Regions from separate parts of the Mus musculus genome. Here region 1 is linked to region 2. Evidence: chromatin contacts called from ENCODE POLR2A ChIA-PET data. All regions are on one chromosome and are shown on one strand. The core of a region is the stretch at or near the end of the contact, and the rest is flanking DNA. Distances in the headings are between cores, read along the strand shown.

What was found. ChIA-PET counts read pairs that join two places held with the same protein, here RNA polymerase II (POLR2A).
Region 1: POLR2A ChIA-PET joins it to region 2 with 12 read pairs in Patski. The contact joins the promoter of Sh3tc1 here to the promoter of Trmt44 in region 2. POLR2A ChIA-PET finds 5 or more read pairs at or near these places in 3 of 5 experiments (Patski and embryonic stem cell).

What each region holds. Positions count from the first base shown.
Region 1 is chr5:35,727,279-35,731,725 of GRCm38, forward strand. It overlaps Sh3tc1 (SH3 domain and tetratricopeptide repeats 1), which reads right to left and starts at 1,998. Exons shown (of 18, transcript NM_194344.2): 1 at 1,669-1,998.
Region 2 is chr5:35,572,791-35,577,479 of GRCm38, forward strand. It overlaps Trmt44 (tRNA methyltransferase 44), which reads right to left and starts at 2,280. Exons shown (of 11, transcript NM_030208.3): 1 at 1,769-2,280; 2 at 1,290-1,404; 3 at 1-132. The coding sequence starts at 2,255.

The DNA of each region.
Region 1 (4,447 bases), core at 748-3,247, 150 kb after region 2:
TCTGCCCAGGTGGCAGAAGCATCAGGTGTCCCCATGTAAGCCACCCCAGGCTCTGACCTCCAACGCACATCTAGTTTACTGCTGGAACATGGAGACCCAGGGCCAATCTCAGTGGAGGGTGAAATGTTCTATGCCTCAGTTTACCCACCCATAAAATGAGAACAAAAACACCTCCTCGTAGGATGTTGGGAAGATCGAGCAGCTAGACAACATGCTGCTGGCTTACAGTATGGTAGGCTGGAAGGAGGAGCCTTTGTGGTTAGCCCTGCCTGTGTTCCAAAAGGTCTGGCCAGGGACCCACCAAGGTGCATCCCCAGCCTCTGCTTTTGCAGGGCTATTGAGACTTTGCCTGGAGGTGGCAGTATTCTCCAGTCACACTGACCAGGAACTTGAGAGTGGGGACTTGATTGGGAACAGGTGGTTTCAGATGAAGTTGACCTCCGTAGGGCGCGGTCCTGTTGGATGTTGGATTAGAGTGGTCCCAATTAGACTAGGTGGTTGTGCCAGATTAAAGTGATGTCTCTGCCTGGTGCCTGGGGTTTCTCCAGAGAACAAGACACACAGAAGAAGAGGACATATGACACAGAAGCAGGGGCCATTCAGGGACAAGCAGGGGCTGGAAGAAGTGGAAGAGACCCTGCCTTGGCAACTCTGGAGGCAGCACCCTTGTCTCTGACTTCTGGCTTTCAAACCCTAAGAGAACAAGTGTGTCGTAGTTTGTTATGGCAGCCATGAAACACAGTGATACCCTGAAGGCTTCTCTCAGGGAAAATGGGCTTCACGTGATTCTATGGACTAAAGAGACAGGCACTGTGCCTGACGCAAGAAGTTTCATGAAATCAACAACGTGTCATATAAAGGCGGCAGCACTGTACAGCATCTTCCTCAGTCTTGACCTTTAACCTCATCCCAGAGGGTGAGCCCTATCCCACCCCTATCACGGGTGTACAACCCAAGGTTTGGGCCAGCCAGGGTCATAGCAGCAGGGACTGTAAGTCAGGTGGTGGGAGTCTCATCCCTCAACCTGAACACAATTAACTTGGATTCTTGCCCCACCTGCAAGTGGCTATTCTTCATCCTAGGGTGAGGAAGGCAGAGAGGACAAGGAGCGAAAGGAGGCTCTGGAACCCTGGAACCCTGACGCAGCCTGCGCCTGTTGAGGTCTCCAGAGACAGTGGTCAGTGACTCTAGTCAAGCCATGCATTTCATTGGCTAGCATAAAGAAACCCAGAGTGACCTCAGAAAGGCCAGGTCACAGCCACGGGGGCGCCATGAAGCACCCATGCTAGTACAGGCGTGCTTGTCACAGCCTGGAATGAACCAAGGCTAGATAGAGTTCATCATTTGGGGCCCAGTGGCTTTTGAATTCTATGTTGCCACTCAATTCCCATGATCTGGTTGAGACCTCAAGGACACATTTGCAAAGAGTCAGTGTGAAGGCCAGGTCCGAAGTCACAATTAGCAGTCGGTCTCATCTGAGCAATCTCGGCCAGTTTAGCAGAGCCCCGGGGTGCTGAGTGCCAGTCTCCAACAGCTCACCCCAACCCGAAGCAAGCCAGAAGAAAGAGGAAGGTGGAATACTATTCTTAGATACAGTTGTGGCAAAGCCAGGCTCTCCCGATTACAGCACACTCACACAGCCCATACCCTCTGTTCATACTCCCTTACCTGTGATCAGTTCTTCAGACAGCTTCCTCCCAGGCTCAGGAATGCAGGTGCCAGGTGGCCACTACTGGCTCGGCTCCTTGCTGACTGGCCTACGGGCTGTCTCCAGCTGGCCTGGACAGGCAGAGTCCGCCCACAGCCGGCTGACTGCTCAGTACTGCCACCGCCCCCTGCTTCCTGCCCCACTTCCTCCCTGAGCCTAGGGGCCTGGAGACCCAAGGCAGGCTGAGGTGCTGCGGCAAGGACTCCAGTGGCCAGTTGATCATTAGCTCCTTGTGGACCAGAGCCAGGCCCTGTCCCTGCCTGCCCACTGCCAGCCCCGTGCTCTGTGGTAAAGGCCGGGGACACCCTTGGTGCTGAGATTGGGGAAGTCCACGGGAGGCCGGCTCTCTTGCCCTGCTAAACCCAGCCCAGCTCTCTGTTCCCTTTTCCCTTCTGCACACGTGCATACACATGCAATGCAGACATGTGGGTGGCCTTAGAGACATATACACAGACCTAGCACATATGTCTGCATGTGCACACACAAAATACACACGTTTTGCTTCTCACTCTGCCGCTGGCCTTATCTGAGCCCACTGACACCAACAGGGAGCATTCTGGGAGAAGAAAGGGTCCAGTCTCCTTCTCTGCTCACAAGTACCACAACCTTGAGCCAAGCCTGGGAGGGTTGGAGGGGACACACACTTTACCTTTCCACAGGCTGTAGCCTGACCTGAGAATGTCCCTGTGGCCCAGATTCAGGCCCGTCTCCTGTTCTTAGGCCCTTGCTGTGTCCACCGTGAAAGATGGAGCAGTTCTGCTTCCCACACTCACTAGGTGCTGTGGATACCTCCCGCCTGTCTCCATCTGTGAGGAGTTCTGGAGGTATAGGTGCATTGTGATCTCTCTCTCTCTCTTTCTCCCTCTCTCTCTCCCTCTCTCCCTCTCTCTCTCCTTCTCCCCAGAGAATGCAGGCCCCCCCAGATGCTAACCTTCCACCAGCCTTATTTTTCTGGAAGCTGTGTCAATAGAGGCCCCTGCAAGCCCACACCCATACATGGGTCTGGAGGCATTTCCTCTCCCGGCTATTGTCCCCACTGTGCGCCCAGAGCAGTATCCTGTTTGTCTCAGAAGCTGCTCTCTTGGCTCATGGCCAGGGGGATTTTCTGAGAGCCTCCCCCAATATATGCAGGGCACTCACTCCAGGGCCAACCAGCAGGGGCAAGTACATTTCTGGTCCAGGGCTCTTCAATAGGATCTTCCTAAAGACTGTAAAAAGCAGAGGCCACATGGTTCTGACTTTCCGAGGGCCACCCAAACCCCAGTCGGACTCAATTGAAATCCCTCTGGCAAGACCTGTCACTGTCCTGAGCCTCAGTTTCCCCTCTGCAAAAGACAGAGTTAGGAGGTATTCAGCTCTCATCGTTTTGACCTCTGACATGGCTGTAGTATGTTCAAATTGTCATTGCCACGATGTTAACTCTTTGGTTAGATCATGCCATAGGGCTTCGTGATAACCCAATGAAACTATCATCCAGGTGTCCCCAAAAGGCTTGATATCAAACAGACTTAGAGAGGCGTATTCCTGGGGCCCCACAACTCAGGCTGGCTCTGATACCAGGGTCCTCACTCCTTTATCCCCTCATTCTTTGCTGTCTGTATCTAGACAGAAACAAGTGGTCAGTGGTCAGTTGCTCCTCACCCTGCCCTACCTCTCCTTCCTCACGGGCTCCAGGAAAGGAAGCTGCATGGGGGCCTCTCTGACAAAGGCCAGCCTTCTGAGGCAGGTGCTCCCAGCCTGCCATTCAGGGTGCTCACAATCCAGGCCAATGAGGCCAGAGGTTCACACTGAATGAAGTCATGAGCCCAACTACTATTATGGACTATCCTTGTGGTTATAAAATGCAAGGGCAGGATGCATCTAAGACACAGGGTAGAGCCATCCCTGGGAGGCTAAGATGCTATTACACCACAACAGGAACAAAGAAAGGTTCCTGGCCTGGCTCCCTCAGTAGACTGTAGGCTTTGGGCTGGTACTCAGCATCCTTGTTATCCCCAGATATACTCTGAAACTGATTCCATCCCTCTGGATAGCATCCCCTGTGTGGCACACTCAAAAGACTCCTTGGGGACAAGTGTGACATTGGAGCATCCGCTCCAGGTCCTACCTATGGGAGAGCCCATATCCTGTCCACCAAGATCCAGCCATGGCTTGAAGCCCCAGGGTTGTGATAGCCCCCTGTACCGACTGGCACCAGGATGCGGTGACTGACCTGGGCAGTGATGGAAGGCCTCAGAGGGAAGGCCAGGAGGACAATAGAGATAGGATTTCCTCAGAGGGGAAATTCCTAGGCCAACTTTTGGAGAGAAACCAGACAACAATGGATTGTGAAGAATCTCCAAGGGGACAGATGAACTCAGAAGAAAAACAAAACAAAACAAAACAAAAAAAAAAGCACTTAAGCCAAGCGTGGTGGCTCATGCTTTTAATTCCAGTACTCAGGAGGAAGAGGCAGGTAGATCTCTGTGGGTTCAAAGCCAGCCTGGTCTACAAAGTGAGTCCAAGGCAGCCAGGGCTGGTTACACTGAGAAGCTCTGTCTCCAAAAACAAAACAAAACAAAACAAAACAAAACAAAACAAAACAAAACAAAACAAAACCAGAAAAAAAATCACACTTAACTCCAGCTGTATCCCAAAGGGCTGAGCCTCTTGCAGCTACCCACTCCCTAACATAGGCAGCTAGGCAAGGCTAAGCACCCTGCCCTGCAATTAATCTGCAACAGCCTATAAATGTTGAGC
Region 2 (4,689 bases), core at 1,030-3,529:
TCGCTCTTCCTGTTCTCCACCGCCCACCTGGCCAGCTTGGACAGCAGTTCTTCTCCGAGCCAGGCAGGCTTAGGATAGACAACACCATCTGAATGCCATCTCTCTGGACAGAAAATTAAAACAGATATGAACCTTCAAAAATAAGAGAAATACCAATGAGAATGCTAGCTTCAATCCTTAGTCCTAAGTGACATGTTCATTTTCCCAGAAGGGAGGAGCAACTACAGCATTCTTTCAATGTGTGTATGTGTATGTGTGTGTGTGTGTGTGTGCATGTGCATGTGTGTGTGTGTGTGCGTGTTGTTGTTGCAGGTATCAAACCCAAGACCTCGCTAAGGCACAAAATGGGCAGGTGTTCTACCACTGAATGACAAACCTGTACTTTATAAGAGGGACTCTAAACTATGACAGGATATTCCACCCCCTACTCTGGACCAAGATACACAAATAGCAGTATGATAATCGGATAGAGCTCATGTGAATTTGGTCTAGATAAAAAGTCCCCTAAAGGCTCCTATGTTGAAGGCTCAGTCCCCAATTCAGCTGAGTTTAAAAGTGGAACCTTGGGGAGGTGACTGGACCATGACAGGACCAACCTCATCAACAGGCTAACTCGTAGATACACTCAGCTTAAGGGACATTGGCGGTGGTGGGGACTTAGAGGGTGAGTGAGGTTTTGTTGGAGTAAGCAGGGAGTTGTGTTGGCGGTGGGCTTTTAAGGGCAGATTTTGTCCATGGTCCCTTATGCTCCTAGTTCCTCACTACAGGCCCCAAAACCAAAGAGGGAATGATCACAAACTAAAATATGATACCCGTTTAAAATTATACACATACATCTATATCTGTGTGTGTGTGTGTGTGTGTGTGTGTGTGTTTAAAAGACAGAGGACAGCTCACAGAACATGTGGGCTCTAGGGATCAAACTCAGCTTGTAAGATTTGAAACGAGCACCTTTATGCACAGTCATCTCACTGGCCCTCAAGCATCCTTAAGTTGACTCCCTTGGGTATTATGCAACAGAAAGCTGACTAACAGAGTACCCCAGCTAGTTGCTGTACACCCCTACCGGCATATGGAATATAGAGATCAAGGACTCTGGCTACATTGTGATCCCCAATCCAGTACCAGCGCCAGGAACCAGCAGAGTGGTGACTATAGTATACATCTGAGATCAGCCAACCAACACAAGACCTTGGCTCTTCTGTACCCCAGAATCTTCCAGTTGACTGCTGATAGGACATCCGGGATGGGCATCACATAGTGGTGCAACAGCAGCGTCCAGCTCTTACCATTCTCCTTCGTTGTGATGGAGATGGAGTTGATACACGTTGCTCGTTTTAACCTCCAAATTCCCCTCATTATCTTCTTCCAAGGGCAAAAAGGTGACACTCCCACTGGAGACATCTGAGGGGGAAAGACAAGGCTATCAGGTCATAACTGCTCTAAACGGATCCCTTGGAAGTAGAACTGAGCAGCGATGGACAGGAGAGTAATGCTTTCCAGTCCTTAGTGGCTGTCCAGCACTGGGGAGAGGGCTCTACACTTTGGACACACCATTATAGCTAGCACTTAGACAATACAAGGCCAGAGCTGGGTGGTGGGTGGTGTGGCGCTCCTTTAATCCCAGTACTTGGAAGGCTGAGGCGGGTGTATCTCTGTGAGTTCGAGGCCAGCCTGTTCTACATAGCGAATTCCAGGCCATATAAGGCCCTGTCTCAAAAAGCGAACGCTTTTCAGTCTGTTTGCGCTCTTCCCACTACTCTCCTACCTTGCACTACCAGTTCTTTCTTCGGCTCTGTGAGTGGGGAGTGCGGGCTCGCTTTCGGGATGACAGTCCTGAGAATCAGGTCGAGCTCCTGCGCGGCTTCAGGCTGAGGACCCAACGAGGGGCCACAGAGGAAGGCCAGCATTTCCGGATTGGCGTGGACGAGGCTTTGGGAGACTCGGTCCCATAGCGAGTTCAGGTCAGCCGCGGGAGCGGTGCCTTCGCGGCTCGCCCTAGGTCCCGACTCTGGCTCTCCTTTAGGAGAAGCCTGTCCGGGTTCCCTCTCCAGCCCGTGTCCCTGTCCCTGCCGCGGTCCACACTCCGCCTGGGCGTGGGACCGCAAAGTTCTCCCGCGGGCTTCCATGCGGGCGCCGCACAGCCTCTTGTTGGCCACCTGTGGCCTCTCCAGCCACACGGTCACGGCGGCCCAGAAGCCTGCAGGTAGCAGGGCATCAGGATCGCTTAGCCGCACTCTACCCAGCTCCTCCATGGCTGCGCGCTCGGCGCGTTGGGATGACGCGACCCGGAAGCGCATTGACTCACGGGAGTTAGAGCCTGGACCCGGAAGGCCATCCCTTTGTCCTTTTTGCTGGGCGGTAGCTTCGGAGCCGCTGGCGGAGCCTGGGACGCGGGAGGAGCAGAGTGTGGGCCGCAGTGGATACAGCCTCCTGGGGTCCTCAACGACTGAATGTACAACCCCTTCTCTGCTTGCTTTCTTGCTTGGAAATAAGAGCTCCCAAGCGGTACATCCGATTCGTGCCCCCTAAATGAAATTTTGCCCCCAGAGGTTCCACCTCTCACGACAAAGCTAATAATACTGAGAGGAGAGGAAGTTACTTGAGCAAACAAGACGTAACTGATACACTCAGCAGAAAGCCACACTTATATGAAGGATTCTACAAAGCTGGTTGGCTAACTACAACTTCATGATTGTAAAGAATTGGAATGCGGACCCAAAGCTAGCATTACCTTGGGCGATTATTTAGCTCCTTTATAGCCATGCATTGCCCACCTGTGTCTGACTCCAAATTCTTTGACTGGAATACATTAACTTGCCAGAAAGTAACCTCCTACCAACCCAAAAGATAAAGCTGGCATCAGAAAACATAAGAAACCTATAACACAGACGTTCTGAAAGTATAACAAAGTAAAAACAGAATTCTAGGCCTTTAGGCCCAGGCTTGGGAATGTGGCCTTTGTAAAGGTATGCTAATCATAAAACAGATAGCGACATTCCTCTACCCACCCGCTTCCTGGGTTCAAAGAGTGCTCATTCAAAGAAAGTCACCCTGACCATTGCCATATACAAATGTGCTTTTGTTAGGGGCTCTTAGAAACTGTTTTGAAAAATAACCCTCACAATTACCAGGTATTCCTCGTGACTCTTGTAACTTTGCACTTCCTTGTGACTCTTAACTGGTATTTTTGTTATTTTCCAACAATGCCCTTCCCACCTCCTTGAGTTGTGGTTTCTTCCTTTAAATACCCCCTTACTCAGCTACTCGGGGCGCCACGGTCCTCTACCCCTTCGTGGTGTATGACCGTGGGCCCGAGAGCGCTCTTGAATAAAAATCCTCTTGCATTTTGCAACAGGCCCGTTTCTTGTGGGTGATTTTGGGGTGTCGCCTCTCCTGAGTCAGAACGTGGGGGAGTCCTCACGTTGTGGGTCTTTCATTTCTTACTTTGTTACCTGAGGTCCGAAACAAAGTATTTGTTAAATCCTTTGGAATGTACAAACTATTAGCTTCCACCAACATGAAGGCTAAAAATGTCTCCAGCAATTTCCCCTCATTGTTCTAACCCACCTACCTGTTGGTACCCATCCTTGTATTTTAAAAATACTTACTTTATGGATTTTGTTACTATTAAAAAAACTGTCACCACGTATGAACATAGTTTTTAAACCATAGTCACTCATATTTGTCTCCAGACTAAGCTATCCCTCACTCCCTTTAAGGTCAAAGCTGTGTTTTTATATCAGCACAACAACCACATGCCTCTGCTCTAATGGTCCAAAGAGCCAAACACGCATCTTTGACCTCATCTCCCAACCTCTTGGCAACACCCATGTAGGCCAAAGTTTCACTTTGTTGCTGCTCCTGGGTTTCATTATGTCCCTTAGGGAACCAGGGGCACTTTACAGCAGCTAAACAACAACTATGGCTGCTTTGCTCAAGTAACGGGGACTGCACGGGTGGCCGAGGGAAGTTTGGAAGTAATAGAGGGGGTGGTGGGAGCTGGCGGTGAGTGGTAACAGAGAGTGACGGCAGCAGCTGCAACACCAGTGAGGACAGCAAAATGGAGCAGTAGCAAACAATAGCCGCGGCTGTGGTCATAGCAAGAGAGGCAGCCAGAGCAGAAATCATACAGTGGGGCTAAAGAGTGAGAGTAAGGAATTAAGGCTGACGGAGAGAAGGCTGTAAAGAGCTTGAAGAGTTCCACAGAGCTGTCAGGACTTGGGAGTCAAGGGGCTCAGACACACCACATGCAGGAACTGTTAACACTGGTGCAGTGTGAGGCTGTGGGGTTCTGACACTCTAACCCTATAGAAGAGCTGTAACACTTGTCACTGTAGGACTAAGGGTCCCATAACCTTAAGCTTACACAGATAATGACACTAGAGGGTGCAAATGGCTGCTGTTAATGCTGTGTGCTGCCATGAACTCAAGGGTAGCCTAAGCTAAGGGATACAAAAGCCACCACAAAGCAGACAGTTCTTGAAGAGCTTCCTCTTGCCTCTAACCAGTTAGAGCAAAGGACTTCTGCCTGCTGAATGGCAATGCTAATCTATTGGAAGGTGTTAGTGGTGCTACAGCAGGTAGAGATCAATGTTAGCTGTACATGTTTGTGGGGACTCAGGTACAGGGCTAAACAGACCCTGTCTCTGAGAAGCTGCTAGCTGACAGAGGAGGCTAACCAACAAG